3 separate regions of the Homo sapiens genome follow, and regions 1 and 2 are each linked to region 3. A link is a contact called in ENCODE Hi-C or POLR2A ChIA-PET data. All regions are on one chromosome and are shown on one strand. Each heading gives the region's core, a stretch centred on a gene start or an enhancer-like site at or near the end of the contact. The rest is flanking DNA. Distances are from core to core; before and after follow the strand shown. Region 1 holds the start of MICOS13 (mitochondrial contact site and cristae organizing system subunit 13). Region 2 holds the start of NCLN (nicalin). Region 3 holds the start of UBXN6 (UBX domain protein 6).

Region 1 (2,700 bases), core at 37-2,536, 1.2 Mb after region 3:
CCTAAGAGACACGTGTCGGGCAGGAAGGAGGATGGACAGAAAGGAATGGCCAGGAAGTGGGGAGAGGGGCTAGACTGGGGTGTCTCCCTCCAAGCAAAGAAACTGGGTGCCTTACCTGCATTCCAGGAGTCACGGATGGGAAAGTAAATCTTTGGAGGGGCTGGGAGCTGGGAAAAAGAGATGGGCAGAAAGAACTGGTGAAAAGGCTCAGCAGCCCATCCCCAGAGGCGGAGGGAGGAGGACAGGCCGGAGAATCAGGTCAGCATCAATATGGAGGACAACATCGTGCAGGGCTGGAGGGACCTCCCAGAGCTGACCACCCGCCAAACCCTGGCCTCGTTCCCGGCCCGTAGTACCTGGGGTATCTGCAGGCCTGTCTGCTGACACACGTACTGGCTGAACTGGTACATGGCGGGGGGGACCACCTCCCCAGCCTTCTGTAGGGCTGCCTGGCTCTTGTCGCTGGGCCCCAGCAGCTCCTGGTCGTACACCAGGTAGACGGCGCCCCCAGCCACACTTCCCTTGATGAGGAACCTGCGGGCAGGGACGGGAGGAGCAGAAGCTCAGCGGACACTGACAGCCACCCTCAGGGGCCAAGGCCCACGGGGAGAGTGAGACCCTCCTGAGGGCTCACCGTCCACAGGGTGACACTCTGTAGTGCAGCACCGTCGACCCAGACCCCTATTATATACAGCACTCGTTTTACAACGTGCAAGGCAGGGCGGCTGGACGCCACTTGAACTGATGAACTGAAACCCAGAGGGGGAGAGTGGGTCACTCAAAGTCCCACAGTGAGCAGGGGCAGTGAAGACGTAAGATCTTGACCTTCTAGAAGCCTTCCAGCCCTGGAGAAACCAAGTGTCCCTGGGCGCCTCCTGCCCGCTGTCACTCGCAGCTCCGAGCACGCATTCACTTCTCATCCACGCCAGCGGCAGGATTCACCGGCATTCCCACCTCACAGAGAAGACAACTGAGGCTCGGAGGCGGAGGCTGACACCGCGAACTGAACGCCAAGGGCTCGCTGGGAAGCAGGAGGGAGGGGATTGGCGACCTCGGGAAGCCCCGCCCCTCTGAAGCCTCAGTTTCCCTATCTGGCCCATAGGCGGGGAACGAAGGGGAAGTGACTCTAAGGGAAGCGAAGAGCAGATCGGGACCAGACTGGAGACAGGGATGCCCACAAAAATGGACTTTTTCGGGGACTCGGGTCCCCTCCGGCGCCCCCACGCACCTCATCAGCGACCACACCCGGGCCACCATGGTCGCTCGGATCCACGCGCAAGGACACTCGGCTCGCCCGCCGCTTCCTGTCGCGGCGCCGCAGAGGCCTCTGGAAGGTGTAGTCTTTCTTGCCCGACGCAAGGTCCTCTGGGAGTCGTGGTGTCTTGCGGCTCTGAGACTCCAGAGAAGGGCTGCGGTCTCGCAGCGGAGGGCCGCTGGGAAATGGACGCTTTAAGGCCCGGGCCGCCGCAAGGCTGTCTGGGAAATGTAGTCAGCACGGCGCTGTTTGCACCTGGCCGCGGAGCCTCCTGGGAAATGTAGTTCGGCCCGGCCCTGGCACCGTGAGGGGAAAGAGGCGTCAGGTGCCTGGCTGAAGCCTGAAGGTGACCCGAAAACAAGTCAGAGCCCGAGAGATCCACCCGCGCCCGCGCGGGGGACCAAGGGCCCGGATTTAAGAAGAGTGTGCCTACAAGGCGGTTGTCACGGCAACGAGAGGGCGGGATTGTTCGAGCGCTGCGGCCCCCTCACGTGATCGATTCGGAGGCGGGGCGTCCGCCCAGTGGGCGGGGCCGGGCCCCTGCTGGGAGGCGAAGACCAGGCGGGCACTGTTGCCCGGCGACGCTCCGGCGCTGGGTCCCCGAGGCCCGGCCCCTCCCCGGGAGGAGGTGGGCTTCGAGTCACGTGACCCGTGCCCTACGGGAGGGGGTGCGGTCGGGGACCCGGCAGGAGGCGGCCGAGAAGAGAGGACCGTGGGGGCGTTCGCGTGGCTCCCAGCCCGGGACCCCACCCCCGCTGGACAGTGGGGGAAACTGAGGCCTGAGCGGGTGAGTGCACGGTTTAGGGGTGCGCAGAGGGTCACACGCCCGCTTTGTTCAGAGGGGAAGCTAAGGCCCGCCGAGGTCAAGAAGGGGCCGATGCGTTCTGCAGGGCTTCCCCCCATTTCTCCCGCATTTCGGCCGGGCTGCTTCAACCGTTCATCTGCCCATCCATCCATCTGTCCCCCACCCGTCTATCCATCTGGCCATCCACCCATCTATCCTTCCATCTATCCATCCACACTTCCGTTCATCCATCTGTCCGCCCATCCATTCATCCATCTGCTCCCCCCATCCTTCCACTCATCCATCTGTCCACCCATCCATCTATTTATCTGGCCACCCACTCATCTATCCGTCCATCCATCCATCCATCCATCCATCCATCCATGCATCCGTCCGTCCATCCATCCATCCATCCATCCATCCATTTATGTGTTCCCATTTATCCATTCATACATCCATCCACTCATCCATCTATCCACCCATACATCTCTCCGTCCATCATCCATCCATCCACCCATCCATCTATTCATCTGGCCATCCACCCATCCATCCTTCTATCTATGCATCCATACATGCATCTGTCCATCTATCCATTCATCCATCCACCCATCCGTCCACCCGTCAGTCCATCTGGTCCCACTTCCCCCTGCCGGGCTGCTGC
Region 2 (2,700 bases), core at 157-2,656, 1.3 Mb before region 3:
GGCTTTGCTGGGGTCCCGGCTGTGTCCCCAGCACCCACCACACGGCTGGCACACAGTAGGTGCTCAGTGACCCAGCAGCACACTCAGAAACTCCCTTTCTAGCCGGGCGCGGTAGCTCACGCCTGTAATTTACAGCTACTCAGGAGGCTGAGACACAGGAATTGCTTGAACCCAGGAGGTGGAGGTTGCGGTGAGCTGAGATCAAGCCACTGCACTCCAGCCTAGGTGACAGAGACTACATCTCAAAAACAAACAAACAAACAAACAAACAAACAGAATTCTCACATGCTGCTGGCAGGGAGAGTGCTTGATTCTTTATCATTATATCTGAGGAAACTGAGACTCTGAGAGGTGAAGCGACTTGCCCAAAGCCACACAGCTGGGAAATGGAGGAGTTGGGATTTGAGCCCAGGCTCTTAATCGGCACCAATGCCACTTCTCACTTGGGACAGAAAGGAAGCCCTGACTCCTTAGGCAGCTGTACGGAGCCTGGGATGATAACGTGCTGAGAGCCAGGGCTACTGTCTGCTGCACCCTGGGGCTCAGTCTCCCCATCTGTACAAAGGGACGTTCCTTAGGTACCTCCAGCCCTGAGACACTGGGTTTTAACTTTAAATTTCTGATGAACAACAAATACTTTTTTAGTATAAGTATGCCCCAAATATGAATAAAGATAAATATAAATACCTGCCACCGACCCCTGCACAAACCGCAGGTTCCAGACTACAAGTCCCACAACCCACTGCGGCCTCCCTTAGGAACTGACTATCATGACTTTCTATTTTTCATTCATTCATTCAAAAATGGTATAGGCCACCCGCCGTGCGCCAGGTCTTGTGCTAGATGCCGGGGATACATCATATGCACAAAACAGACAAAAGTTTTTGCCTTCGTGGAGTTTGACATCTACATCCTCGGGAGTTTTAAGTGATTTTTGTTTTTCTCAGCAATTTCTGCCAGGACGACTACAGTTCCCGTGACCCTTTGTGTGTTTGACGGGACTACAACTCCCAGAAGACCTAGCGCGCCAGGCAGGCACTTCCTTTTCTCTTTATCCCCAACTTCCTTCCAGGTCGCAAGGTCACGTCCTGTCCCCACCTTTCGCCCCTCACCCTAGCTCCCCCAACGCCAAAGACAAGGTTAAGAAAGTGATATCGCGAAATAGTTTTTTAAAGCATTTTATTGCATTTTATGACTTGGAGTTTATGTGAAACCTCAACGGTATTAGCCGAACAGCCTGCCGCACCTTCCGGGAGTTCCAGAGTGGGCCTACAACTCCCACAGGGCTCCGCGAGCGCCGGACGGACGGACTACAATTCCCGACAGGCAGCGCGGCTGGCGGGGCGGTTCGCCGCGGTGCCCACAGGACCTCAGGGCGAGTGCGGGCTGCCCCGCGCGGCGCCCGCAGGACCCCGGCGGCTACCCATGCCGAGGTGAGTCCGCGGGAGCCGCCGCCGCCGCCGTCCCGTCCCAGCTGCCGCCCCGCGCGGCCCCGCCGCCGGCCAGGATGCTGGAGGAAGCGGGCGAGGTGCTGGAGAACATGCTGAAGGCGTCTTGTCTGCCGCTCGGCTTCATCGTCTTCCTGCCCGCTGTGCTGCTGCTGGTGGCGCCGCCGCTGCCTGCCGCCGACGCCGCGCACGAGTTCACCGTGTACCGCATGCAGCAGTACGACCTGCAGGGCCAGCCCTACGGTGCGTGTCCCCGGCCCACCCTCGGGGCTCCCCGGGCTCCCCGGCCACGCCACTCCGGCCCGGCGATCCCCAGGCCGATCCCTAGCTCCGGCCTGGGCTGCCCGACCCATGCTCAGGCCCCAGGCGAGGCAGAGCCCTGCCGCCCTGGACCCCCGGGCGCCCTGGAATCCCTGCTCTCCTTGCCTAGCGCCCAGGGACCCCCCGCGCTCGCTCCCACAGCCCCCGGCCCCTGCCTAGGTCTCCCTGCCCCGGAACCCATGGCCGGGCCAAGCGTCCCGCGTCCCTGGAGCCCTAAGTCCCCTCTCTCCTGTCCCCAGCTGGGCCGGCGTCTGCCTGCCTTGCCGAGTTTCTCCCTCCTGGGCCCCCTCCGCCCCTTAGGCTTCCTGGTCCGGGCTCACTTGAGCAGACGCTCCCGTCCTGACCTCCAGCTCCCAGGGTCCTGTTCTGGAGACCATCTGGTTGGTCTCTGGATTCACTGGGTCACGTCCGTGTTCCCAGGCCTCTCGCCTTTAGCTGACTGCGTTTGGAGTTAAAGGTCCCTGCACTGATTTCTGCCAGGCTGAGCCACCCGACGCGGTGGTCCAGCATTCCCCACCCCCTCCCACGGCCCTGGGTGCCAAGTGCATTTTGTCCAGTGCCCAAATTCAACTCCCCTGAATTTTCTCGCTCTAGTCACCGGCCCCCACGTCAAGGGCACATTTGTCCCCAGACCCCTGACGCTCTCTGGTCCCAGTTCGTGAGTCATGTTTCAGAATCTGCTAGCCCAGCTTCCCTGGTCTCCTCCCACGTCCCCAGTTCAGTCCACTCGCCTGGGGTTCCCTTTGACCCCCTTTCTGTCCCGCCTTTGATGCATACCCACGCCCTCAGCTCAGCCTCCTCACACCCACTTCCCAGAACCCCACTTGTTCCATCTTTCCAGGATTTCCTCTTCCCTTTCCAAATTCGCACCCCCTTGCCCTTGCATTCTGCAAGTCTCCCACTCAACAGCCTCGCCCCCTCCCGTCGTGGC
Region 3 (2,700 bases), core at 169-2,668:
GCCCCGTGATTCCTGACCCCCACTTCCTGCCACCTCCCTGCCTCTCCCAGCCCCCACTCCCTCACAATCCCTTCCACTATTGCTTACAGACCCGTGTCCTGGCTGCCTGGCTGACTTCCTCAGTCCCTCTCCATCAGTCCCCACCACCCTCTGGCCAGCCAGCTCCCTGCAGCGGCCCCAGCTCTCCAGTTTCCCTTTTCTCAACCCAACAGCCCTCAGCCTTGCACCTTCCCTAGCTCCACTTCTTCCCCGGCCCTCCCAGCTGGCTCAGCCCTGCTCAGGCCCTTCTCTCCAAGTCCTCCCTAGACAATCCGGAAGCCTGCCCGGCATCTATCTCCTTTCCCCTCCTCTCCCACTTCCATAATCCACTTGGCACAGTGACGTGGCAGAGAAGCCTCGCAGAGAAGCTCTTTCTCCCAGCCTGCTAAGACGCGTCTGTCTCACCCGTCTTCTCCTCTCAGGCCCCTCCCGGGTAAGAGTCCATCTGTCAGAATCCCTCACCTCCACTCTCCTCACACACCTTCCTCAGCCCCTCCCTCTCAATTCGCCAGGACATCCCAGGTCACTGACGACGCTGCCCACCCCGGCCTCCCTGGCCTTCCAGACTCTTTCTAGTCTCCCATCAGCCTCCCACGTGCTCCAGATACCAAATCCAGAACCCCTCTTCCCATGGATACCTCAAAACAACTCTTCACCACCCCACCCCACAGCTGTGCGTCCTCCTCCAAGCTCAGCTCCCATCCATGGTCACCTAGATTGCCCCAAATCATCCCGGCCTCTTCGGCCAGCCGGGTCCCCAGACAGAGCTCTCCCTCACCACCCGGCTCAGGACTCATGATCCCGTTTTTCCCCAAAGGTCGTTCCACTGACCCCCAACTGCCTACAGCCCCGTCGCCCTAATCCCCCGCCACTGCATCGGACCCTCCTGCGGCCCCGCCCCCGAGACCTCCCCTCCCGCCCCGCCCCCTGCGCTAGTTCCCCTCCCCTCGCCTCCCCCGCCGCGCCCCCGGGTCATACCCGCCCCCTCCTGCCCCGCCCCCAGATCTCTCTCCCCTCCCCCTGACGCCCACCCTCGGCCCGACTTCGTCCGCCCCCGGCGCCTCTCCCCCTCCCCTGACCCTCGCGTGCCGCTCCCAGCCCCTCATCCTCTCCGATCTCCCGAGCCGCCCAAGGCCCCAGATCTCTCTCCCCGGCCGTCCCCGCCCCGCAGGGCCTCAAGCCCCTGCGTTCCTCACGCACCCCACGGACTCTTTGAGCTTCTGACCGGGTCCCGCGCTCTTGAACTTGATGTCGGCCTTGAACTCCTGAAAGAATTTCTTCATGGTGGCGGCTGGCCCGGCGGCGGGGGGCCGCGGGGGCGGGGGGGCACGGGGCCCAGTCGGGGACGGGGCCGCCGGAGACCAGCCACCGGAAGAAAATTAAAAAAAAAAAAAAAAAAAAAAAAAAAATTTACCTCGCCGCCGGAAGTCCCGCCTTCCCCTGGCCTGCCACGTGACAATCGACTAGACGTGCCTCTCTAGCGCTCGGTGCCTTGCTGGCCCAGGGCGGCCGCTCTGTACGCTGGAGCCGCGTCTCTGTGGTTCTTCCGGACTCCGTTGCCAGGGCGACGAGTGCACCTCTCGATTGGAGACAGGGCATTCCGTGGCGCTCCCCAAACGGTGACAAACGGTGATAGGACAGGGACAGGCCAACTGAACCTCGCAGAGAAAGCACTGGGCCCTATCCCTTTCGCTGCTCAACCTAAACTAGGCGCGGTGGCTCACGCCTGCAATCACAGCACTTTGGAGGCTCAAGCGGAAGGATTGCTTGATCCCAGAAGTTGGAGACCAGCCTGGCAACATGGCAAAACCTCGTCTCTATAAAAAAAAAAAAAATAAAATAAAATAAATTAGCCGAGGGTGGTGGCGCGCGCCTCTCAGCTACTTGGGAGGCAGAGGCGGGAGGATCGCTTGAACCCAAGAGGTCGAGGCTGCAGTGAGCTGTGATCAAGCCACTGCATTCCAGCCTGGGCGACAGAGAGAGACCCTGTCTCAAGCAAAACAAAAAAAATTCCAACCTTCTCTGTCTCCCCAGAGCTTACGTGATAAAATCCCAATTCAATGTTGGGTATTGGAGGCCCCCACGATCTGGCCTGTTTTGGTGCCTGAAGCACCCCCCCGCCACCATCACCACGTACCCTAGGTAGGAGCTGTTTAAGAGGATGCACCTGGGCCGGGCGCGGTGGCTCATGCCTGTAATCCCAGCACTTTGGGAGGCCGAAGCGGGCGGATCACAAGGTCAGGAGATCGAGACCATCCTGGCTAACACGGTGATACCCCGTCTCTACTAAAAATACAAAAAATTAGCCGGGCATGGTGGCAGGCGTCTGTACTCACAGCTACTCGGGAGGCTGAGGCAGGAGAATGGCGTGAACCCGCGAGGCGGAGCTTGCAGTGAGCCGAGATCTCACCACTGCACTCCAGCCTGGGCGACAGAGCGAGACTCCGTCTCAAAAAAAAAAAAAAAAAAAAAAAAAGAGGATGCACCCAATGCACCCAATTGGGACCTGGGGATTGGGGATCCACTTTGGTGGACACCAGTTAATAGTGGCGTACTTTGGTCTGTGCAATCCACAAAGAAGATACACAAAGTGACAGTTAAAACAAGCCTCAAAAAATGGGAGTTGGGGGTCAGACGTGGTGGCTCATGCCTCTAATCCCA

What was found. Hi-C counts contacts between places; a loop is a spot of excess contacts on that map. ChIA-PET counts read pairs that join two places held with the same protein, here RNA polymerase II (POLR2A). Pooled maps may share reads with other maps.
Region 1: a map with no recorded cell type shows a loop between it and region 3 (11-fold over the local background). The contact joins the promoter of MICOS13 here to the promoter of UBXN6 in region 3. A Hi-C loop is called at or near these places in 2 of 37 single-sample maps with no recorded cell type and 8 of 50 pooled maps. POLR2A ChIA-PET finds 5 or more read pairs at or near these places in 1 of 52 experiments (Panc1).
Region 2: a loop to region 3 is called in a map with no recorded cell type, with 14 times the contacts of the local background. The contact joins the promoter of NCLN here to the promoter of UBXN6 in region 3. A Hi-C loop is called at or near these places in 1 of 37 single-sample maps with no recorded cell type and 2 of 50 pooled maps. POLR2A ChIA-PET finds 5 or more read pairs at or near these places in 1 of 52 experiments (activated B cell).

The regions. Positions count from the first base shown.
Region 1 is chr19:5,679,230-5,681,929 of GRCh38, forward strand. MICOS13 (mitochondrial contact site and cristae organizing system subunit 13) reads right to left here and starts at 1,287. Exons shown (of 4, transcript NM_205767.3): 1 at 1,229-1,287; 2 at 357-534; 3 at 116-167. The coding sequence starts at 1,257. It overlaps HSD11B1L (hydroxysteroid 11-beta dehydrogenase 1 like), which reads left to right and starts at 1,798. Exons shown (of 8, transcript NM_198706.3): 1 at 1,798-2,042. RefSeq lists enhancers at 376-515, 896-1,005, 1,036-1,115, 1,136-1,235, 1,246-1,715 and a silencer at 1,766-1,975.
Region 2 is chr19:3,184,524-3,187,223 of GRCh38, forward strand. NCLN (nicalin) reads left to right here and starts at 1,407. Exons shown (of 15, transcript NM_020170.4): 1 at 1,407-1,691. The coding sequence starts at 1,508. RefSeq lists enhancers at 485-1,367, 674-813 and a silencer at 1,324-1,893.
Region 3 is chr19:4,456,376-4,459,075 of GRCh38, forward strand. It overlaps UBXN6 (UBX domain protein 6), which reads right to left and starts at 1,419. Exons shown (of 11, transcript NM_025241.3): 1 at 1,240-1,419. The coding sequence starts at 1,322. RefSeq lists silencers at 1,221-1,290, 1,321-1,370 and an enhancer at 1,481-1,680.